Regions from separate parts of the Homo sapiens genome. Here region 1 is linked to region 2. Evidence: chromatin loops called from intact Hi-C (ENCODE). Cell type or tissue: heart left ventricle. All regions are shown on one strand. Each heading gives the region's core, and the rest is flanking DNA. Links, peaks and the distances in the headings are about the cores only.

Evidence for each region. Hi-C counts contacts between places; a loop is a spot of excess contacts. Peaks named below come from ENCODE experiments on the same cell type or tissue, not always from the same donor. Only the 100,000 strongest peaks of a DNase experiment are listed, where the experiment ranks them.
Region 1: it touches region 2 in a loop (3-fold over the local background); 17 of 110 quality-filtered maps call a loop at or near these places.

Annotation. Positions count from the first base shown.
Region 1 is chr22:38,407,185-38,418,328 of GRCh38, forward strand. It overlaps LOC105373030 (a long non-coding RNA gene), which reads right to left. Exons shown (of 5, transcript XR_938254.4): 3 at 10,832-10,982; 4 at 9,696-9,798; 5 at 3,172-3,214. Among named protein-coding and RNA genes, the nearest start is that of TPTEP2-CSNK1E, 14 kb to the left of the region's middle. RefSeq lists a silencer at 5,673-5,872 and an enhancer at 10,372-10,871. In heart left ventricle, for the core only: CTCF peaks have their summits at 5,785 (motif pointing right) and 7,978; DNase peaks (open chromatin) are centred at 5,697, 6,132 and 8,457; H3K4me3 peaks cover 727 bases; H3K27ac peaks cover 2,121 bases.
Region 2 is chr22:38,459,058-38,467,079 of GRCh38, forward strand. LOC124905116 (a long non-coding RNA gene) reads right to left here and starts at 2,611. Exons shown (of 2, transcript XR_007068096.1): 1 at 2,430-2,611. RefSeq lists enhancers at 2,350-2,850, 4,421-4,920, 6,347-6,848. In heart left ventricle, for the core only: a CTCF peak has its summit at 4,561; DNase peaks (open chromatin) are centred at 2,644, 4,534 and 7,054; H3K4me3 peaks cover 1,402 bases; H3K27ac peaks cover 1,584 bases.

The DNA of each region.
Region 1 (11,144 bases), core at 3,800-8,799, 50 kb before region 2:
GGTCTTGAACTCCCCACCTCAGGTGATCCGCATGCCTCAGCCTCCCAAAGTGTTAGGATTACAGGCGTGAGTCACCACACCTGGCCCCTGTTTATATTTTCTATATCCTTAGTGATTCTTTCATCTTTTTGATGTGTCAGTCACTGAATGTTTGTCATAAAATCTCTAATTATATTGGCACCAGCATTATCGAAAGAAAGGAAAAAAAACTCTGTTTAGAATAATGGATTTGTTAGCTTCTCCTTGATTTGCTTTATATAGTTTGAGGTTGTGTTATCAGGTGTATAAGAGTTCAGAATTGTTTTTATCTTCCTGGAGTTATATACTCCTTCTTTGTTTCTAATAATACTTTTGCCTTGAAGCCTAGTTTGTCTGTTATTAATACAATGAAAAATCTTTTGGTTTTAATCTTTTTTTTTTTTTGAGATGGAGTTTCGCTCTTGTTGCCTGGGCTGGAGTGCAGTGGCGCGATCTCAGCTCACCGCAACCTCTGCCTCCCGGGTTCAAGCGATTCTCCTGCCTCAGCCTCCCAAGTAGCTGAGATTACAGGCATGCGCCACCACACCCAGCTAATTTTGTATTTTTTTAGTAGAGACGGGGCTTCTCTGTGTTGGTCAGGCTGGTCTCAAACTCCTGACCTCAGGTGATCTGCCTGCCTCAGCCTCCCAAAGTGCTGGGATTACAGGCGTGAGCCACTGCGCCCGGCCCTCACCTCGGCCTTTCAAAGGGCTGGGATTACAAACGTGAGCCACCGTGCCTGGCCTCAATGTCTCTTAAATCTCATTCAATCTATAGGTTCCTACTCTATCTCTTCTATTTTCCTTGCAATTTGTTAGTTGGGGAAACCAGGTCATTTGTCCTTCATATAAAATATTTTGTTTAATGAAATTATATAGATAATGATCTTTAGAAATACATCTTGGATATAACAAGTGTTGGAGAGGACGTGAAGAAAAGGGAATCCTTGCATATGGTTGGTGGGAATGTAAATTAGTATAGCCATTATGGAAAACAGTATGGAGGTTCCTCAAAAACAAAATAAAAATAGAACTACCATATGATCCAGCAATCCCACTACTGGGTGTGTATCCAAAGGAAATGAAATCAGTATGTCAAAAAGACATCTGCACCCCATGCTCATTGCAGTTTTATTCACAATAGCCAAGCTGTGGAAACAACTGAAAATGTCCATCGGTGGATGAATGGATCAAGGAAATGTGGTATATATACACCATGGAATACTATTCAGCCTAAAAAAAGAGACAGTCCTGTCACTGTCAGCACCGTGAACGAACCTAGAGGACATTATGTTAAGCGCAATAACACAGGCACAGAAAGACAAGTACGCGTGATTTCACTTAAACTATGGAATCTAAACAAGTTGAACTCAGCCGGGCACAGTGGCTCTCACCTGTAATCCCAGCACTTTGGGAGGCCGAGGCAGGCAGATCACCTGAGGTCAGGAGTTTGAGACCAGCCTGACCAACATGGAGAAACCCTGTCTCTACCAAAAATACAAAAAATTAGCTGGGTGTGGTGGTGCACGCCTGTAATCCCAGCTACTCAGGAGGCTGAGGCGGGAGAATCACTTGAACCCGGGAGGCAGAGGTTGCAGTGAGCCGAGATGGCGCCATTGCACTCCAGCCTGGGTAACAAGAGCGAAACTCCGTCTCAAAAAAAAAAGTTGGACTCACAGAAGCAGAGAGGAGAACGGTGGTTGTGCTGAGGCTGGCAGAGGGAGTGGGGGTGTTGGGAGATGTTGGTCAAAGGATACAAAATTTCAGTTAGATGGGAGGAATAAGTACAAGAGATCCATTGTACATGGTGACCACAGTTAATAACAATGTATTGTATTCTTGAAAATTGCTGAGAGTACATTTTAAGTGTTCTCACCATAAAACAATAAGTATGTGGTGACACCTACATTACTTAGCTTGATTTAGCCATTCCACAGTGCATACATAATTCAAAACAACATGTTGTGTACAATAACTACAATTTTTATGTTAATTTTTAAAATAAAAAATTTTAATGATTTTAAAAATAAGTATATAAAATATATTTTATTTTATTATTATACTATATGTTAATTTCCTTGTGTATATATAGCTCTCAAACTCTGGAGCTCAAGCAGTCCTCCTCCTCAACCTAAAGTACTGGGATTACAGGCCTGAGCCACTGCACCTGGCCTACAGTTATTATTATTATTATTATTATTTCTTTTTTCAGTATTTATTGATCATTCTTGGGTGTTTCTCGCAGAGGGGGATTTGGCAGGGTCATAGGACAATAGTGGAGGGAAGGTCAGCAGATAAACATGTGAACAAGGGTCTCTGGTTTTCCTAGACAGAGGACCCTTTGGCCTTCCGCAGTGTTTGTGTCCCTGGGTACTTGAGATTAGGGAGTGGTGATGACTCTTAACGAGCATGCTGCCTTCAAGCATCTGTTTAACAAAGCACATCGTGCACCGCCCTTAATCCATTTAACCCTGAGTGGACACAGCACATGTTTCAGAGAGCACGGGGTTGGGGGTAAGGTTATAGATCAACAGCATCCCAAGGCAGAAGAATTTTTCTTAGTACAGAACAAAATGGAGTCTCCCATGTCTACTTCTTTCTACACAGACACAGTAACAATCTGATCTCTCTTTCTTTTCCCCACATTTCCCCCTTTTCTATTCGACAAAACCGCCATCGTCATCATGGCCCGTTCTCAATGAGCTGTTGGGTACACCTCCCAGACGCGGTGGCGGCCGGGCAGAGGGGCTCCTCACTTCCCAGACGGGGCGGCCGGGCAGAGGCGCCCCTCACCTCCCAAACGGGGCAGTGGCCGGGCGGAGGCGCCCCCCACCTCCCTCCCGGACGGGGCGGCTGGCCGGACGGGGGCTGACCCCCCACCTCCCTCCCGGACGGGGCGGCTGCCGGGCAGAGACGCTCCTCACCTCCCAGATGGGGTGGCAGTCGGGCAGAGACACTCCTCAGTTCCCAGACGGGGTCGCGGCCGGGCAGAGGCGCTCCTCACATCCCAGACGGGGCAGCGGGGCAGAGGAGCTCCTCACATCCCACACAATGGGCGGCCAGGCAGAGACGCTCCTCACTTCCCAGACGGGGTGGCGGCCGGGCAGAGGCTGCAATCTCGGCACTTTGGGAGGCCAAGGCAGGCGGCTGGGAGGTGGAGGTTGTAGCGAGCCGAGATCACGCCACTGCACTCCAGCCTGGGCAACATTGAGCACTGAGTGAGCGAGACTCCGTCTGCAATCCCGGCACCTCGGGAGGCCGAGGCAGGCAGATCACTCGCGGTCAGGAGCTGGAGACCAGCCCGGCCAACGCGGTGAAACCCCGTCTCCACCAAAAAATGCAAAAACCAGTCAGGTGTGGCAGCGCGTGCCTGCAATCCCAGGCACTCTGCAGGCTGAGGCAGGAGAATCAGGCAGGGAGGTTGCAGTGAGCCGAGATGGCGGCAGTACAGTCCAGCCTCGGCTTTCACAACTTTGGTGGCATCAGAGGGAGACCGGGGAGAAGGGGAGGGGGAGGGAGAGGGACCAGTTATTATTTTTTAAAATGTCTTCTCGGCCAAGCACGGTGGCTCAAGTCTGTAATCCCAGCACTTTGGGAGGCCGAGACAGGTGGATTGCTTGAGCCTTGGGAGTTTGAGACCAGCCTGGGCAACATAGCAAGACTCTGTCTCTACAAAAAAATACAAAAATTAACTGTGTGTGGTGGTGTGTGCCTGCAGTCCCAGCTACTCTGGAGGCTGAGGTGGGAGGATCATCTGAGCCCAGGGAGGTTGAGGCTGCAGTGAGCCGTGATTGGACAACTGCACTCTGGTCTGGGTGACAGAGTGAGACCCAGTCTCAAAAAAAAAAAAAAAAGTCTTCTCTCCCCTACTTACCTACTATGAGTATAGATGAGGCAATTTACTTGACAAATATTTAATGAGCACCCCACTATGTGCTGGGCCCCATGCCAGATCCTGAGAAATATAACGGTGAACAGGCCCGACATATTCCTGGAGCTTCAATCTGAGATTTGGTAGTTTGCAGAATCCTGAAGAGAGCTTATTAAAATGCAGGTCCCAGGACCCATCTCACACAGGATGTCAGGGGTGTGAGGTGGGGACCAGGAGTGGGCACCTTTTGCCAATTGAGTCTAGCCCTGTCCTACAATATGTAAGCCACAAAATGATCCACATCACATCAATTTAAATTTTCCAGCAATTACATTAAAAAGTAAAAAGAAGGCCGGGCATGGTGGCTCGGCTCACGCCTGTAATCCCAGCACTTTGGGAGGCTGAGGCAGGCAGATCACCTGAGGTCGGGAGTTCGAGACCAGCCTGACCAACATGGAGAAACCCTGTCTCTACTAAAAATACAAAAATTAGCTGGACGTGGTGGTGCATGCCTGTAATCCCAGCTACTCGGGAGGCTGAAGCAGGAGAATCACTTGAACCCGGGAGGCAGAAGTTGCAGTGAGCGCTATTGCACTCCAGCCTGGGCAATAAGAGAGAAACTCCGTCTCAAAAAAAAAAAAAAAAAAAAAGTAAAAAGAAGGCTAGACACGGAGGCTCATGCCTGTAATCCCAGCACTTCGGGAGGTCAAGGCAGGAGGATCGCTTGAGGCCAGGAGTTGGAGACTAGCCTGGCCAACATGGTGAAACTCGTCTCTACTAAAAATACAAAAAATTAGCCAGGCGTGGTGGTGGGTGCCTGTAATCCCAGCTACTCAGGAGGCTGAGGGAGGAGAATGGCTTGAACCTGGGAGGCCGAGGTTGCAGTGAGCAGAGATCGCGCCACTGCACTCCAGCCTGGGCTACAGAGAGACTTCATCTAAAACAAAAAACAAAAAACAAAAAACGATAATTTAAAGATAGTTTGCAATCTTTCTTTCTTTCTCTTTTTTTTTTTTTTTTTTTGAGGCAGTCTCGCTCTGTTGCCAGGCTGGAGTGCAATGGCGCGATCTTGGGTCACTGCAACCTCCGCCTCCCGGGTTCAAGCGATTCTCCTGCCTCAGGCTCCCAAGTAGCTGAGATTACAGGCGCCCGCCACTGCGCCCGGCTAATTTTTGTATTTTAGTAGAGACGGGGTTTCACTATGTTGGTCAGGCTGGTCTCGAACTCCTGACCTCAGGTGATCCGCCCACCTCAGCCTCCCAAAGTGCTGAGATTACAGGCGTGAGCCACCACGCCCGGCCTGCAATCTTTCTTACTACAAAGTCTTTGAAATCCGGTGTGTATCTTACATTCACAGCACACCTCAGTTACACCAGCCACATTTCAAGTGCGCAGTGTGACTCGGGGCTACTGTGTTGGACAGCGCAGCCCGGAGGCTGATCCGGGTAGCCCGGGGGCCACGCTGGGAGCAGCGCAGGGCTGGATCGTGTCTGTGAAACTCACTTTGCAGACTCCGGTGCTCCAAACAAAATGAGGGAACAAAGTCATACCCGGACTCCAATTCTGCCTCCCACTCCTGGCTGTCTGCCCCAAGGTCCTTCCGCCCCGTCCTGGCCACGTGACCTTGGGAGTCCCTTCGCCTCCAGAGCCTTGACCTGTACACCTGAGAAATGGGCGTGGTGACTCCTGCTGGCAGCAGCAGTGGTGCGCGTGGGGACACGCGTGCGGGGAGTCAGGCGCCCCCGGGTGCTCGCGGCAGGAAGGAGTGAAGCCTGCGGGCGGGTGTGGGGGCAAGAACTGAAGCCGGGGGAACCAGACGGGCTCCGGGTGCGGGGGCTCCGCTGGGGCCACGCCAGTCCGCCTGCAGCAGCCGGCAGCTCCGGAGGCGGCCACCGGGCGGCGCTGTGGAGCAGGGACCCCGGGGCCCGCAGGGGCCCGCGGAGGAGTGAGAATAATTAGTAACAGCCCCTGTCTGGGGTGCACTTCCCGGGGGAGGGGAGAATGAGGTCACTCTGGTCCTTCTGTGACAGGAGGGAAAACAGGCGAAGAAGCCCATCCCCCCAACCAACCCCCCCTAATTCAAGTCGGCCAACACTGCGGCCATGGGAGGATCCGGGTTTGGAGTCGGGGGCTCTGGGTGAGGTCCTGATTCTGACCTCTGAGGGACCTCGGGCTGCTCGGCCTGGTCTCCCACCTGTAGACGGGGACACCTGTGCCTCCCTGCAGATGCCGGCTGCAAAGGGGCGTTGCCAACTGTCTGGTGCCGAGCCAGAGTCAGTGCGTGCCTGGGATTGAGAGGCGAACTTTGAGAGATGAGGATAAAAATAACAGCTGCCGATGCTGAGCTAAATGCCTACTCTTCTTTATACTCTCTTAACAGCCGGTGAGGTTGGTATGACTGTTGCCCCCATCTGACAGATGGGGTAGCTGGGCCTCCAAGGTCTGGTGTGGCCTTACCTGGCCCAGCAGAGCGGGACCCTGATTCCAGGGTTCTGTGCTGCCTTGTGACCAGACCTTGGCTTAGACGGGTTCGGATGAACCTTCTCCTGCACACACCCCCACCCATGGCTTTTTCCTCCCTCCCCTCCTGGGCTCTCAGACCCTCTGGCCTTCCCTCCCCTCCCCAAAGGCTGCCAGGGCCCACAGCCAGGACCCCCAGTCTCCCCATTAAGATCAGAAGCCTCTCCATGCCCACAGCTCAGGCCTAGCCAGTGAGAGTGGTCCTCTGGCCGTAATAGTGGTTTCAAGACAGGCATGGGACTCAAGCCTGGCCAGTGTGGCTGGATGTTGGGACTCTGGCACCTAGAGCAGTTGGGAAACCTGCCTGGAGGCCTAGGGGCTGGGAGCCTGGAGCCCGGAGGCCTTGGGAGATTTGCTTGAGTCTTGTCTTCACCTTCTATTTTGTATTTTTCTAGAGAGACAGGGTCTCACTATGTTGTCCAGGTTGGTGGGCAGTGGCTATTCACGGGGCAATCAGACTCGAACTCCTGGCTCAAGCCATCCTTCCACCTCAGCCTCCTGAGTAGCTGGGACTACAGGTGTGCACCACTGCGCCCCACTTGGCTTCCCCTTTAATGGAGGAGCTGCTGACTATGGTCTTGTGCTCTGGAATGCAGCCAAAGCACCTCCAGCTTTCCACCTGCCCGCAACCCCAGTTCTGTGCCCACAGTCTGCCTCCCACCCTCCCGTCCATCTGCACCCCGTCCCCACATTGACTCACCAAATCTAGAGTCTGATCATTGGAGGGTCCCTCGCAACCCCTTGCCTCCTCCAGAAAGAAAGGCTTGGCTCCACTCTCTTTTTTATTTTTTGAGATGGAGTCTCGCTCTGTCTCCCAGGCTGGAGTGCAGTGGCGCGATCTCAGCTCACTGCAGGCTCTGCCTCCCAGGTTCACACCATTCTCCTGCCTCAACCTCCCGAGTAGCTGGGACTATAGGCACCCGCCACCACGCCCGGCTAATTTTTTGTATTTTTAGTAGAGACAACGTTTCACCATGTTAGACAGGATGGTCTCGATCTCCTGACCTTGTGATCTGCCTCCCAAAGTGCTGGGATTACAAACCTGAACCACCATGCCCGGCCTGCCTTTGTTTTTTATCTGTAAAATGTGGCAAAGGGCTGAAAGCCCCCTAGCTCCTCTGGAAGCCAGAAACACCCTGCCCGATGATGGCAGCCCCCTTTTTAATTTAATTTATTTATTTTGAGATGGTGTCTCATTCTGTCGCCCAGGCTGGAGTGCAATGGAGTAATCTCAGCTCACTGCAACCTCTGCCTCTTGGATTCAAGTGATTCTTGTGCCTCAGCCTTCTGAGTAGCTGGGATTACAGGTGCCCGCCACCACGCCCAGCTAAGTTTTGTATTTTTAGTAGAGACAGTGTTTGAGGCCAGGCTGGTCTCAAACACCTGACCTTAGGTGATCCGCTTGCCTTAGCCTCCCAAAGTGCTATGGGATTACAGGTGTAAGCCACCATGCCCGGCCCAGCCCCCTCTTTTATAAGGGGACTTTGTATATGCTGTCCCTCTGCTTGGACGTCCTTCCTTAGTGTCCCTAGAGGGGGTAAGAGCATGACTGGACGCAGGCAATCTGCAATCCAGTCCCAGCTGGAGACAACAAAGGGCGCTCTGGGCTGGGGGCACTGCAGGTGCGAGGCCTCTGGAGCGGGAAGGCATAGGTAGCTCGGGGGGAAGGTTCTGTGGGGTTGGACGAATATATTTTATGGCTCAAGTTCTAATTCAGCAGCCCTGTCTCCCTCCTGCCCCTGGGAGAACTTCTGCTTTCCCTGGAATGGGGCTGTGGAAGGACAGACTGGTCCGTGGGTCCGGGTGACCTAATTTGAATAATGCGAACGGGAATGCTGAGATTCTGATATGCACGATGGTCTTGGGGCCTATGGGTCGGGGGGAATGAAGACCCTGGATTGGAATTGGAATTGGAACCCAACCAGGAGGAACAGGCAGCCCAGGGGTTTGGTGGAGGGTTTTGGGTGACAGGGACGTTACCAGGAGGCAGGAGAGGCCCAAGCACACCACTTGGCAGTGCCTGGCAGAGCAGGGCAGGGCGCGGGAGGGCGGGTGACAGTGGCTGGTACAGGTTTCAGCAGTGAACACCTCCCGCTGCACTCTGGGCCTCCCCATGGAGGAGCTGGAAGCTAAAATAGGACTCTATTTTGGGGGCCTGAGGCGAACTGGAGTCACTTCCCTGCCAGAAGTGAGAAGTTGCTTCAGCCTCTACCAGGGCAGGCCCTCCCCTATGCCGGAGTGGCAGGGGGTGGGCCTTATGGGTGCGGCCTGAGGCAGAGGGTGCGGGCCAAGGAGTGGGAGAGGACCGTGGCTGCTGAGGGGCTGAGGGGCTGGGGGCCTGGCCCACAGACATCATCTCCCTCCGTCCTCAGGGCAGCGGTGTGAGGTGGGAGCTGGGGCTTCCCCATGTTACAGATGAGGCTCAGAGAGGCCAAGTCACCTCTCCAAGGTCAATCAGTAGCAAGGGGCAGAGCCAGGATTTGGCCAGGTCTGGATGACGCCTGAGATGTAATCCCAACCCCAGCAGTGGGCGTGAGCGGGACCTCCACAGGCAGAAGGAGCAGCTGTTTCCTGACCACCTGCCGGGTGCCTGGCCCTCTGCACGCGCGATGGCTCAGTGAGGCCCTGTGTCCCGCCCCACAGGAGGCTGCAGCCTCGCCCCTTCTCACAGACAGGCCTGAAGCCAAGAAGGCAGGCCTGGGAAGCTCCAGCCTCAGGTGAGCGTCTGAGTTACTGCCCAAACGCAGGCAAACCCCTTTCCTGTCTGGGCCTCAGTGTCCCCATCCGTACTTCCAGGAGATCGGGCCACAGTCCCAAAAGACCCATCCAACTTTTCTTTTTTTTTTTTTTTTTGAGATGGGGCCGCTCGCTCTGTCACCCAGGCTGGAGTGCAGTAGCGCGATCTTGGCTCACTGCAACCTCTGCCTCCCAGGCTCAAGCGATTCTCTTGCCTCAGCCTCCCAAGTAGCTGGGATTACAGGCGCCCACCACCATGCCCAGCTAATTTTTGTATTTTTAGTAGAGACAGGATTTCACCATGTTGGCCAGGCTGGTCTCAAACTCCTGACCTAAGGTGATTCACCCGCCTCGGTGGCCCAAAGTGCTGGGATTACAGGCGTGAGTGAGCCACCGTGCCTGGCCAAGGCCCATCCAACTCTGATGTTTATAACATGTCCCACGGGGAGGCTGGCAGAGAGCTGGGCTGGGAGGCAGCTGCAATGACCCGGGGCTTTCGAAGCCTGCCTTCCCCAGCAAACCCATTCTCCAGGTCTCTCAGTGAGGCCCACCTGCGGCCGGGGGAAGAGGAGGAGTGTCTTTCCTGATGCAGACCCCGCTCCATGCTGCAGTGGATCCACGTGCACGATGCCATGTAGTTGCAGGTTGTCACCCCTGTGAGAGAGGGACTGTTGTTATGGCCTCTTTTTTATAGTTGAAGCCCAGGGCCAGGAAGTCCCTGGGCCCAGGACCACCCGAGAGGGAGGTCATGGTTGGGCCCCTCACCCAGGCTGCGGGCTCCAGGCCCCACCCTTCTGCCGCCACCTTCATGATGCCACAAAGTCGAAGTCTGATTTCATTACCCCCCTGACCCCAAGCTGGTCTTTGGCTGCCAGGAGGTGGCAAGGCCATTTGCGGCCCCCTCCGCACCCAGTCCTTCCCTGCAGTGACTGGGCTGTGAATAGCCTGGCCCATCCTCTCCACGGCCCCACCTTTGCCGTCCCCATGCTCAATTGCCCATATCCTCCCTCCTCTCACCTGCCATTTCCCAGTCATTCCATTGTCTCGCGCTCTCCTGCCCACTGAGGTGCCTCTGGCAGCTTCCCAGGTCCTCCCTGACTGGTTTTGGAACCCCAAAAGTGGCCCCCCTATTCCTGCTGCCCCATTCAATGTCCCACAGCAGCCCCAGACACCTGGAGACTGGCAGAGGCTGCGAGAAGGCTGGCCCCGTCCAGGCTGCCACTCTGCCCACCCGGGCCTGCTGGCTTCCCATCCCTGCCCAGCCCCTGCTCCAGGCCACTCAGCTGCCACGTGCAGCTCCTGAATGCCACCTCCGTCACCCACTCCTCTGCTCCCAGCCTGCCCAGAGCTCCCCACTGCCTACAGGAAAAGGTCCCAGGTCATTAGTGTGTCGTCCTCACCTGCTCACCTGGCCCAGCCCCCAGTACGGCCCCACCCATGCCATGCACCCCCCTTCAGCCTCACTCGCCTCCCCGCCAACCTCTGCCAGGGTACAGAGGCTGAAGAGTCTTCAACCTTAAGGCCAGAAAGCCTTGGGCAAGACGTGTCACCCCTCAGAGCCTCCTCATCTGTACAATGGGGGAATCACAGAACCCCCCTCACAGGGCAGATGGGGGGTGTCAAATGGGAAATCAGAGAGTAAGGGGCTCCATCACCTGGAAAGTGCACCATTCACTGTGACCCTTACCGTAGGGGATTGCTCAGATTCCCCTCCAGCGGTGATAAGAGACTGGGGGTGGGCCTGACAGGGTAGGAGTCAGGGGCGGTGGAGGAGATCTCACAGCCAGGACAGAGTCGCCGCCTGCTCCAGCCCACAGGGCAGACATCGGGGTCCCCATCTGCAGAGAAGAAGATAGGAGGCTTGGGGCACACAGCTGCCAAGCGGAACTGGCATTGGCAACAGGCCTGTCCTTTGCCCCCAACACGCACGCAGCGGGGCTTCTCTGTCCCCTCCAGCCTCTGGGTTTTCTTCATCTCCTTTTTTTTTTTTTTTTTTTTTT
Region 2 (8,022 bases), core at 2,074-7,073:
GGTAAAACGTCCTGGCCATCTCCATTCTCCATTCTCTCCTTTGATCCTCACAAGATCTCCGTGGGGTACGGGCTATGCCTGTCTTTACCTCACAGGTGAGGACTCTGAACTGACACACAGAGAGGGGAAGTGGCTTGTCTGGGGTCAGGCAGTAAGCAACTGTCTGGGCCAGGATTTGAACCAGGCTCAACTTCCACTTTCTGGGGAAAGGTCATTCCAGGCTAGCAGAGCACTCACTAACCGATTTACTGTGGGGTCCTGCTCACACCTCCTGGGTCCTACAGGGGCCCTGAGAGCCTGTGTAGAGGGCTGAGAGGAGTGGAAGGGAGGGCAACTTGGGCCAGGCAGGTGGACAGCTGGGGAGGAGACGGAAAAGGCCACTTCAAAATGCTAGAGTCACAGAGGCCAGAGGTTTTTGTCCTAGAGAGTGTCTTAAAGTTCAGCCAGGGCCGGGCGCGGTGGCTCACGCCTGTAATCCCAGCACTTTGTGAGGCCGAGGCGGGCAGATCACTTGAGGTCAGGTGTTTGAGGCCAGCCTGGCTAACATGGTGAAACCTCGACTCTACTAAAAATACAAAAATTAGCCAGGCACTGTGGTGCGCATCTGTAATCCAAGCTACTCGGGAGGCGAAGGCAGGAGAATCACTTGAACCCGGGAGGCAGAGGTTGCAGTGAGCTGAGATCGCGCCACTGCACTCCAGCCTGGGCTACAGAGCAAGACTCCATCTCAAAAAAAAAAAAAAAAAAAAAAAAAAAGGTCCAGCCAGCCCATTCTGCAGATGAGGCAAACTGAGGTAGCCCAGATACTTAGATTAGAAATCAGATCAGGACACAGCTGGCCTGCCTCGGAGCTCTAAAGTCCCAGGAGCTTCCAGGGGGTGAGGTCCAGAGGTGATTAAAGGGACACTGGGGGGCCAGAGGCCCAGAACCCATCCCAGCAGGCTGTGCCCTGGGGACAGAGGACTGTAGGGGTCTCTCCTGCCCTCCACCTCCACCCTCGCCCACCCCCCAGCACTCAGTAGTCACCAGGGTGGAATATTTTAGCACCTATAGAAAAACCGCCACAGACGGCCGTGGCAGCTGTTGCTAAGGAGACGCTCCCAAAATAGCCCCCCTCCGCCAACCTTTCCCGCTGCTGCTCCTGCTGTGGGGAGGGGAGGAGACCAGGCAGGGAGGGGGTGGCACATGAGTGTTCGCCCTAGGCTCACCCACCCACCCTGGCCCCTGGTGCCCACCCTGGCCCAAGACCTGGGCAGCCACAGGTCTGTGGAAGGGCAGGAGCTGTCCCATGCATGCCTGTGATCTCAGTCACAGTCCTCAGCTAGGGAAGAAGGTCACTCAGGTGATAGGAGAGGGGGGAGCAGAACCCCCGCACCCAAGACCCCCCAGCACACTCCCACACATACACAATTACAGGTTATCACAGTTCTCCACATCCACTGTACACACCACAAATACAGTCCCACGCATGCCCACCGAGGGGTACACACACATCAGCAAAGCTGCATCAGATGCACGGGTAAACGTCTGCCACAACTACACAACATCCACCTGCACACACACACCATGGAGCCGCAAAGACATGCTTTTATATCCACATATTCACACACCCATCCCAAATACACACGTACACCAATATATGCATGCCAGGCACACGGACACACACACACACCAGTGTACATATACCCTCACAGCACATGGACACACATATTCACAGATACACACAACTGTCCAAACACATGCCCAGCCTGTGGCATCTAAAGGGCAATCAGTTGTGTTACCCAGTAGACTCTGTCTGGGGTGCTGTGTCTTAGGGTTTCCAGAAATCCTTACTTAGTGGGGAACTTCTACAACCACAGGGCAGAGGGTAAGGAGGAGGTGGCAGGCAGGTGGATGAAGGGTTGTGTCTCTCTGAACCCCTTTAAGTCTGGGGACTAGATGATGACTGGTGCTCAGGAGAGCTGCCCTGGACCCACTTCTCGAAGGGGAAAGTGGAGTAGACTCTCACCCGCAGACTTGAAACTTCTGGGCACAGAGATTTCTGAGCCCCAGGGGCTGGGGCGATAAAGAGGACAAGATGGCAATTGGGTGGCAACTGTGATGGTCTGTGGCATGCGCAAGGCACGTTCCAGTTGGTGAGCCGCTTTCACACTCCATTATTTCACACGCTTGGTAACAGCTACTCTGAGATACTGGTGGAGGTGTCCCCATGTCTGAGTCTCAGAGAGGAGAGAGAACTCCACGACCACACAGTAAGTTACTAGCAGAGCTGGACCCATAACCCAAGGGGGTGCCAGCACCCAGCCCCAGTGCCTGGCACTTGGCTGCACTGCACGAACTTGGAAGGAGGCCACCGGGTGCAGGGCCTAGCTCTGCCCCTGATGAGCCCCGAGTTACTGGGGGGGCAGCCAGGCCCTCCATCTTCCCACCTGGAAAGCTGAGAATGAATCCCCAGGGGTGTTTTCAAGCAGCGGCTTGTGGCCACCGTCAGGGCTGGGGAGTGGTGTTTGCCGGAAGTCCTCGGAATGCCAGCGCAAGGACGAAGGGTGGCCCAGCCTCTCCCCTCCTCGTTTGGCCAGCCGCGGTCTCTCTCCAGCCTCGCTCTGTGACTCCTGAATCCGGGCTCCGGGTCTTCGTTCGCGCCTCGTCACTCTGGAGACGCTGCGAGCGGCTTGCGGTTGCCGTAGGAACCTCGCCAGGGCCTCCGCGAGGCGCACGACTCCGCGCGCTGAGAGCCGCGTTTTGGTCACCGAGAGACACCTGTCGCCAGCGGCGAGGGGTGGGGGCGTCGCGGCCCGGGTTATTATGCTTTTCTTTTTAATTGAGGTGTAACTTACAAATAGTACAGCGAACATCTTAAAAGTACAGCTCTGCGGGGCGCGGTGGCGCACGCCTGTAATCCAGCACTTTGGGAGGCCGAGGCGGGAGGCTCACTTGAGCCCAGGAGTTCGAGACCAGCCTGGGCAACATAGCGAGACCCTGTCTTTTAGAAAAAAATAACAGTGTAATGGCGTGCACCTGTAGTCCCAGCTACTCGGGAGGCCGAGCCGGGAGAATGGCTTGAGCCCAGGAGTTCGAGGCTGCAGTGAGCTATCATTCCTGTCACTGCACTCCTCCTCCAGCCTGAGCAACAAGGCGAGACCCTGTCTCTTAAAAAGAAAAAAAAAGGTACAGCTCGATTAATTTTTCAGACATACTCATAAAACTCGTGTTACCACCACCATGATCAAGACACAGAAGACTTCCAGGCCCTAGAAGTCTCACATCTTCAGGAATAAACCAGTGAGGGAGAGGTCACCATCTGAAACCCTGGAGTTGTCTGTTTTTGCCCCTCTCTGCTCTGGCAGACCCTCTTTGGGCCTCAGTTGCCTGTGAAGGGAAGCAAGGAGCTGAGGTGACGTGCATTGCGTGGTTTATATCTTGCAAATCGCTTTAGATATTTAGCTAACTTTAACCCGGATAACTATTGTATGAGGTCGGTACTTGGTTTATACCCAGGTTAATGATGTGAACACTATAACTTGGAGAGATTAGCTAGTCTAAATTCAGATAGCTCTTAGGTGGTGGAGTTTGAGGGCCTAACTCATCTGTCTAACCTTAATGCTCATCTTTTCCTTCTTCCCTTCCTTGGCCTCTACAGGCCGGGCGCGGTGGCTCACGCCTGTAATCCCAGCACTTTGGGAGGCCGAGGCAGGTGGATCACCTGATGTAAGGACTTAAGAGACCCGCCTGACCAACATGGTGAAACCCTGTCTCTACTAAAAATCCAAAAATTAGCCGGGCGTGGTGGCAGGCGCCTGTAATCCCAGCTACTCCGGAGGCTGAGGCAGGAGAATCGCTTGAACCCGGGAGGTGGAGGTTGCAGTAAACTGAGATCGCACCACTGCACTCCAGCCTGGGTGAGAGAGTGAGACTCCGTCTGAAAATAATAATAATAATAAATAATAATGAATGGTACAAGTAAAAGGCACTGAGGGGCGGGGGGGCAGGCCACGTCTTATCTCCTCGCCTTTGTGCAATTAGTACCTTCTACTGGGGACTCTCTTCTCTTCCCCAAGGTTTTGTCTCCGAGGCAAGCTCCTACACACCCTCCAAAGCCCACTAGAGCATCATTTGCCCTAAAGCCTTCTTTAAGAGCAGTCCTCCCAGGGACTCCCTCCAACAGACAGTGATTGCCATTTTTCCTCTGTGCGGTCCAGTCCGTGCACAGGCACCCACCTCCCACAGCACCAGAAAGGCCCCTGGAGGCTGCACCTAAGTTCAACCCTCAAGGCGCCTGGTGCCCAGCTGGTCTTCAGTAAATGTGTTTGTAACTAAAACGGGAAGAGAGGTTTTGAACCTTGGTGTTTATAACCTTGGTGTGTCAGTAAAATGCGGCCCGCTGCCCCTGCCTCCTGTCACTCAAAATATATTGAGCTGGGGAAAGAGCTTCCCGAACACCTGGGGTGGAACCGCAGGGAGAGGAAGGCTGGGCCCACCCCGCACTCGGTTAGGAAATGGACTCGTCCGCGCCTCCGGGCGGGCGGGACCTCAGGGGCTGCCTGGGAAGAGGTCATTCCTTCCACGGGGGAGCGTCCACTCGCCTAGGCCAGAGGAAGACTTGGCGGCCTAGAGGAAGCTCTAGGGAGCCCCGGAAGCCCGGGACATAGCTTTCCTTCCAGGCCCCTGCCCGGTGAGAGACAGCCAATTAAGTGGAGTGATTTTCACTTTACACCCCTATTTCCTTCCACACAGAATTGGAGGCAGTTTGCAGGATATTCCAAACAGTGGTGAAATATAAGAAAGGGCTAGGACCAGAAAAAGAGAGCGAGCGAGAGAGATTATATATACCTATTTTTAAAAAATAATTGAGCAAGTCCCCCATTCTCTCTTCCATAAATCTGACTTTGAACGTAGAATTTGCTTTGTTAAGTGAGAAGAAAACAGTCCTTGCCCTTTGAGCTAAAGGAAATTTCCCTCTTTGCTTTCCCCTGCAGCAGGCACATTTTTGAGTGTTGGGAAATTGAGGCTCAGAGACGTGAGGGACTTGCTGGAATCCACCCAGCAGCAGGGACAGATCGTGAATGACCATGCAGGTGGCCAGAGTGCTGGCAGGGGCTAGAGCCAAATGTTTTCCGTGAGTAAAGGGTTTCCCCTTTTCTCCATGGGGAGCTTTGAAAGTCTCCACCTGGGAGCCTAGTGGGCACAAAAGAGGTGGGGCTAATTACTGTGGACAGAGCCTTAGGACTTTGGGGAGAGGAGAGCCATGTGACTGACCTTGGGGAGCAAGAGACAAATTTGAGCCCCGATTTCCTCATCTGTAAAATAAGGACATAGTATCCATTTCATAGGGACATCAGGAAAACTGGATGCAAAGAGCAATGGCTAAGCACCTGCAATACTTCATTTCTTTTTGAGACAGGGTCTCACTGTCACCCACGCCCAGTTTCAAGTAGAGTAGCGCAATCTCAGTTCACTGCAACCTTGACCTCCCAGGCTCAGGTGATCCTCCCAACTCAGCCTCTCAAGAAGCTGTAACTATAGGCACGTGCTACCACGCCTGGCTAATTTGTGTGTGTGTTTTTTTTTTTTTTTTTTTTGAGACGGAGTCTCACTCTGTCACCCAGGCTGGAGTGCAGTGGCCTGGTGTTGGCTCACTGCAACCTCTGCCTCCTGGGTTCAAGCGATTCTCCTGCCTCAGCCTCCCAAGTAGCTTGGATTACAGGCGCTCGCCACTAATCCGGCTAATCTTTGTATTTTTAGTAGAGACGGGGTTTCACCATATTGGTCAGGCTGGTCTCGAACTCCTGACCTCAGGTGATCCGCCCACCTCAGCCTCCCAAAGTGCTGAGATTACAGGCGTGAGCCACTGTGCCTGGCCATAATTTTTGTCTTTTTTTTTTTTTTTTTTTTGTAGCAATAGAGTTTCACCAGGTCGCCCAGGTTTGTCTCAAACTCCTGGGCTCAAGAGATTTGCCCACCTGGCCTCCCAAAGTGCTGAGGTTACAGGCATGAGCCACTGCGCCTGGCCTCTTTTTAGTTTTTTCTTTTTGAGACAAGGTCTCACTCTGTCACTTAGTTTGGAATACAGTGATGTAATCATAGCTCACTGCCGCGTTCAACTCCTGGGCTCAAGCGATCCTCCTGCTTCAGCGTCTCAAGTAGCTGGAGCCACAGGTTTGTCACCATGCCCGGCTAATCTTTTTTTTATTTTCTGTTTTCTTAATTTTTTGTAGAGACAAGTCTTGCTGTGTTGCCTTGACTGGTCTTGTACTCCTGGCCTCAAGTGATCCCCCTGCCTCTGCCTCCCAAAGTGCTGGGATTACAGGTGTGAACCACCGTGACTGGCCTACATCTGTCTTTATTTTTCCCATTTATCAGATGAGAAAGCTGAGGCCCAGAGAGGGGACGTGGCAGGCTCAAGGCCACAGTGGCAGGCCTGGGACAAGGTCTAGCCCCTGGAGCCATTCAGCTTGGGTTCCTTCCCCTCCAGCACCACGGTCCCTCCTCAGACTCTCCCTGGCCTTGGCCAGTTTCCCTGTGGTCTTGAGGAAATAAAGGGAAGGGGAGGATCCAGCCTCATTCCAGCCCCACGTCCCCCCCAACACACACAGTGGGGGCTGCTTCCCAGGAGGACAGATGTTTTCACCAAATGGCACTTGCACGTGCTTTTCTCTGGCTTGGGGAGGAGGTGGGCGCTGAGAAGGAAATGCCAGCTGGTTGGGCAGAGACAACCGCAGCCACACCTGAGGGATTTAAATAGCCTCCGCCTTCTCTGGGCACCGGCTGAGGAGGAGGCATCTGGGCAGGGTTGGAGGGGAGCGGGGAACAGAAGGGCCATTCGGAACCTGCCGCAGCTCAGGGATGAGCGCCTGGCTCCTCCTCCCAGAGGGACCTGGTCTAGGCACCTCACCTCCCTGGACCTCGAGGTTCATCCCCTGCAAAGCGAGGCTCTGAAGGCCGCTGAACCACGTGCCTGTTGATGGAAAGAACCTGAGTAACAGGCCTGACCCATGCCTGGCACCCAGATGCTCAGTACTTGACGGCTATTGGGGTCACCACCTCCCTGCCAGGGCAGGAGGGCCTGCTGCTGAGTCTCTGACAAATGAGCGTCCACCGGCCGCTCACCCACCTCTCGCGACAGGGTGCTCATCACCTGCCATGGCAACCCACAGTGTAAGGGAATGATTTCATGGTAGACCGTGTGTTGGAATCTGGGCTACAGGACTGCTTGGTGTCTGTGTGACCTCAAGCAAGTTATTTAGCCTCCCTGCCTCGCTTTCCCCATGTGTGAAATGAGAATGAGGCCACTGCTTCCTCACAGTGCTGTTTAGATGAGTGCCTTTGGAACTTTACAGTTAAACACGATCCCCAGGGGATTCGTGTGCACATCGGAGTCTGATTCACCCGGGAATGCCTGGGGAGGGGCTGAGATTCTGCATTCCCAACAAGCGGTAGCAATGCTGCTGGTCTTTGGACTGCGTTTGGGGTCTCAAAGGACTGCCTTGGCTGGGCGCGGTGGTTCACGCCTGTAATCCCCGCACTTTGGGAGGCTGAGGCAGGCAAATCATCTGAGGTCAGGAGTTCGAGACCAGCCTGGCCAACATGGTGAAACCCCATCTCTACTAAGAATACAAAAATTAGCCTGGCGTGGTGGCGGGCGCCTGTAATCCCAGCTACTTGGGAGGCTGAGGCATGAGAATCGCCTGAACCAGGGAGGCAGAGATTGCAGTGAGCAGAGATTGTGCCACTGCACCCCAGCCTGGGCCACAGAGCGAGACTCTGTCTCAAAAAAAAAAGGACTGCCTTTCCCTGGGAGGAAAAGTAGGGAAAGTAGGGGGCATAGGGAGCCATAGAAGGGTCTTGACCACTGAAGTGACAGATTTTTATCACAGAAAAGAGGCTGGCCATAGTGGCTTATGCCTGTAATCCCAGCATTTGGAAGGCTGAGGCAGGCAGATGGCCTGAGCACAAGAGTTCGAGACTAGCCTGGGCAACACAGTGAGACCCCATCTCTGTTTAAATACATTTGTCATGGAAAAG